Regions from separate parts of the Homo sapiens genome. Here region 1 is linked to region 2. The links are chromatin loops, found by intact Hi-C in ENCODE. Cell type or tissue: OCI-LY7. All regions are shown on one strand.

Evidence for each region. A loop is a pair of places that touch in the nucleus more often than their neighbours do. Peaks named below come from ENCODE experiments on the same cell type or tissue, not always from the same donor. Only the 100,000 strongest peaks of a DNase experiment are listed, where the experiment ranks them.
Region 1: it touches region 2 in a loop (3.0-fold over the local background); 1 of 110 quality-filtered maps calls a loop at or near these places.

Annotation. Positions count from the first base shown.
Region 1 is chr14:35,854,994-35,857,493 of GRCh38, reverse strand. All of the region lies in intron 4 of BRMS1L (BRMS1 like transcriptional repressor), which reads right to left. Among named protein-coding and RNA genes, the nearest start is that of BRMS1L, 30 kb to the right of the region's middle. In OCI-LY7, CTCF peaks have their summits at 922 and 1,121 (motif pointing left); a DNase peak (open chromatin) is centred at 1,183; H3K4me3 peaks cover 1,984 bases; H3K27ac peaks cover 2,123 bases.
Region 2 is chr14:36,312,834-36,315,333 of GRCh38, reverse strand. It overlaps MBIP (MAP3K12 binding inhibitory protein 1), which reads left to right. Exons shown (of 9, transcript NM_016586.3): 3 at 419-643; 4 at 726-822. Among named protein-coding and RNA genes, the nearest start is that of MBIP, 6.6 kb to the left of the region's middle. In OCI-LY7, a CTCF peak has its summit at 1,238 (motif pointing right); no DNase peak of the experiment used is centred here.

The DNA of each region.
Region 1 (2,500 bases), 460 kb after region 2:
TTTTTTTTAAGAAAGGAATATGAGGGTAAATTCCAGAAGCAACTGATACACAAGTTAGAAATATAATTGCCACTGGGATACAGAATTTAAAAATAGGACAGAAGACTGCTGTTTTTCATTATAAATTATAAGGCTATGCCTTCAAAAATATATACACACATTACCTACTAACAACAAACATATATATATATACACACACACACACACACACATATATATGTATATATACATATATATATATATTTTTTTTTTTGAGACGGAGTCTTGCTCTGTCGCCCAGGCTGGAGTGCAGTGGCATGATCTCATCTCACTGCAACCTCCGTCTCCCAGGTTCAAGCAATTCTCCTGCCTCAGCCTCCCAAGTAGCTGGGATTACAGGCAAGTGTGACCACGCCCAGCTAATTTTTCTATTTTTGGTACAGACGGGGTTTCATCATATTGGCCAGGCTGGTCACAAACTCCTGACCTCAAGTGATCTGCCCGCCTTGGCCTCCCAAAGTGCTGGGATTACAGGCATAAGCCACCGTGCCCGGCCACAACAAATTTTTTAAAAGAGAAAATAAGTTAGGATATGAAAATAGTAGATTCAAAATCATACTAGCTAGTTTTTTAAAAAATAGGCCAGGCTGGGGCGGTAGGATCACTTGAGGCCAGGAGTTTGAGACCAGCCTGGGCAACATGGCAAACCCTGTATCTACTAAATATACAAAAAATTAGCCAGTGTGGTGGCAGATGCCTGCTGTAATCCCAGCTACTCAGGACGTTGAGGCACAAGAATAGCTTAAGCCTGGGAGGCAGAGTTTGCAGTGAGCTAAGATCGCGCCACTACACTCCACCCGGGGTGACAGAACAAGACTCTGTCTCAAAAACAAACCCCCCCCCAAAAAAATGTACATACTTATTAACAGTGATTACCTCTGGTTGGAAGATTATAGTTGATTTTATCTTTCTTTAGACTTATTTCTCGACAGACATTTACTAATGTCATAATCAGAAAAAAATTAAGTGAATAAACAACGAAAAGATCAGAACCCCGAATAGTTTTCAGCAATTTTCTCGAGAACCTGAATCCTAACATGAACACTGAAGGATTCTGAGACCTTGCTACCACCTGCCGTCAGATCTTAATAGTCATATCTCAAGCCCTGTGGTGAGGCTTAACTGAGATAACCTAAATAAAGCATCTCCACCTGTCTTAGTGTCTGGCACATTGTCATATTCTATACATGTGATTTCCTTCCTTAATTTGATACAAACCATCTGCTGCCTCTTGCCCCTGTGGTTTTGGGGACACTTTCTGTATGCATGCCTGTGTGAACATGTCCAGTCTCTGGTCCTGCCCCTCCTCTCTATCTGCTGCTAAACAAACTTTTATTCTGACAATTGGCAGGGTATCTTCCTTCTTTCCGCTTCCCTTGCCTTGCAGAATTATTTCCATATGAGTCTAACGTAAGAACAAAAGAATAAGCAGATAAAAAGCCCTGAATAATGACATTCAGATTAAATGGTAAACTGCATGAATGGGTAGAAAGATCAAAGGATTTCAATCCTGGTTCTGCTGCTCATTAATTGTGTGACCCTGAGCAAATTACTCAACATCTATTAGCCTCAGTTAACCCACTCATAAAATCAAGATAATTCCTATTCCATAATGTTGTTGAAAGGATTACAATGACAGAGTAAATACAAAATATATAGCATTTTAAAGATAGGTTAGCTTTCACCCTGCTTCATTTCCTCTATCTAGAATGTCTTTGAACTACTGGTATCTTCAGATTAATTATATAATAGATGATTTAAAACAGATTAACATGTTAAACATAAAAATGTCAGATTAACATGTTAGACATAAAAATGTCAGGCCACAACTAAACTATTAATAGAAGAAATTTCGGTTAATATTTAGCATCTCTATGGCTTTCAAAGCTGAAAAATGATAGAAGAGAAGAAGACCAATGTGTTTAAATAAAAATACTACTTGTTGACTTCTGCTTCTTACAATACAGTGGACTAGATACCCAACACACCTAGATAGATTTCCTGGATAAAACGCCACAAACACCCTTTTAAAGATATTCTTAAACTCTAAGAAAATAAAGTTGTGGCTTGACACATGGCTCACACCTGTAATCCTAATGCTTTGGGACGCTGAGGTGGGAGAATTGTTGAAGAACAGGAATTCAAGACCAGCCTGGGCAACATAGCAAGACCCCCATCTCTACAAAAAAATAAGAAAATAAGGGATATCCCCAAGGACCCAAAATCAACAAGGAGCTAGAAACCAGCATGTTAACCTGATGAAGCTGTGGCTTCCTTAAAGGAATCTGCTGGTATCAATAACCTAGAGGCATGCTTTTCAGGGCTATCTGGGAAACAGAGAAAGGTCCTGGGTCTAAGCAGAATAGGGAACTGGAACTGGGATCTCTGCACAAAGCCCCGAAGGACTACAATGTAAAAGTAAACCAAAAAGATCCACCTGAGGGAAATATGTCTGTCTCTG
Region 2 (2,500 bases):
GAGGAAAAATACTAAGCCTTAGTGTTCTGAGGAGGCATTTGAATGACATGTTAATTAAGTGGCATTGGTGCCAGAGGCTGAAGGCTTTGATTTGGCACAAAATAAAAGATGAGTGACAGAATGATTCTCTCAAAGAAAATTTTAAATTTCCTTAGGTTTTCTTTTCTTTTTTCTTTTCTTTTTTCCTCTCTCCTTTTTTAAAAAACAAATTTATAGCAAATGATAATGGTTACAATAGCAGAGAATAGTGAGTACTTATATGTGGTCAGATCTATGTGTCCTGGTATACCAACTTTTTATATTTATTAACTGATATTAAGTATTTCATTTACTTAGCAGAAATTTATGTAAATATATTAAGTGTGTAATTAATTTTGGTCAGATTGAACCTCAGCAGATGGAATTGTGTTGTTCTCAGCCTTTTTTAGCAAAACTTCAGTCTCCGATTAAAGAGGAGAATACAACTGCTGTTGAAGAGATAGGAAGAACAGAAATGGGGAACAAAAATGAAGTAAATGACAAATTTTCCATTGGCGACCTACAAGAGGAAGAAAAGCACAAAGAAAGTGATTTAAGAGATGTGAAAAAGACACAGATCCATTTTGATCCAGAAGTAGTTCAGATAAAGGCTGGAAAAGCAGAAGTAAGAAGGTTTTTTGGCGGGGGCGAGAGGGTATTATTTTAAAAAATCTTATGTTTACACTGTTAAAACTTGTTGTTTGTAGATTGACAGACGAATATCTGCATTTATTGAAAGAAAGCAAGCTGAAATCAATGAAAACAACGTCAGGGAATTTTGCAATGTTATTGATTGTAATCAAGGTAACTACCTGGAAATTAATTTTCATAGGGTTTTAAGCACAATTTTTATAGTTGCTCTAATCTTTTATTTATTTTTTAAATGAATAGCTTTTAGAACACAATTCAATTTATTTCATGGATTTAGTTAGTAATTAAGACAGTAGAGTTTCCTTCTGCTTAATAATAGACTATATTGCAAACTGGTTTTCATTTTGGTTACACAAAGTAAATGCTAACATTAAAAAGTGTTTATCACAGGTGAAGATTATTTTAAAGTTCCTTTAGGAAATGAAGGTGAGGTACGAGTGAGAAGGTTGATCTATCTCACTAGTAAAAGGAACTGAGCTCTATGAATTTCAAACCTATACATGTACTGTGAAATCATGATGTTAATACGTAAGTGAACTTAGTAAAGTTAATATTCCTCCAGAGGGAGCAGTTTTCTCACTACTCCTGAGCTGTTTGAAATGTCCTGTGTCACGATACAACCAATTTATCATGAAGACCATGGTGTCTTGCTTTTTTCCTTTCTGCCATAGTGCATACATTTGCTGTTTTTCATCTGATTCACCTTTACCTCTCTACTTGATGCTATAGTACATTTACAAATCTGCAAGTATGCTGCAGAATACAAAATATTGCAATGCAGTGCCATAGATTATACTCAGGCACCATAGTAATAATCAGAACAAGTAGTTCTTAGGAAAAATTATGGAGAAGAGTTCATAATTGGAATGAACATGTTTCTTGTTGCCTCTAATATCTCATGGCTAATTATTATGAACATAGAATTGTCAGATGAACCTAGAAATGACTCATATCACATTGGTACACTGATTCTCTTAATGAAATAATATAGGCTGGTATTGGGTCCTGAATTTAGCTGTGTGCTACTATTAACATTACACATGTGCATCTCTAAATTTGGTATATTTTCCTGTTAGCTTTTCAGAACAGGTGCAACAATGGCAAAATCTCAGGTACTACAACCAACTACAAGCGACTATGAGAAAGGGTTTGTTGAGAGAGCAAGCACATGTGTCACTAATGTTATTCCTCTGTTCTCCCTGCTAACTCTATTATTATAAACCACCAGGGGATAGAAATTGACGAGAATTGAAATGCTCAGCAGGATTCCTTGGCCCATTCAATTCTTTGCTGGCTCAAAACAGTGCTAGCAAGAATTGCTGTGGAGAGTGACTAGCAGTCATACACTCACACCATGCTGAATTTCTCACTGATGGTCAGTTAATCTATATGTTTGGAATATAGTTCTGGAATGGATGATAGCTTCTTTTTTTAACCCTTAGCCCCATGAAATGGTAGGAAGAGAATGGAGAAAGGATGGCCCTTTAAGCATATTTTGAGGTGCCTCCAAAAAAAAAAAAAAGGAGGAAAGATGTCTATTTAGTCTCTAGATATAAAAGCTAAGTGGATTTGGAATTTTATGCATACTATTTGATTTATCAACAGAACTACTAAGGAAAGTTCAACTGAAAAAAATACAAATGTATTTTAATATGTTAGTGTGTTCCTTTTAATACCTACAAATTTAACCTAACTATAAGCAGTGGAATTTTTAAAAATCAAATTTCATAGGGGGGAAAAAATAATTTTTTTTAAAGAATCTCATTTACCAGCCATTTTTTACAAAATATTCAGGGGAATTTTACAGGAGATTTACTGCCAATGTGTGGCC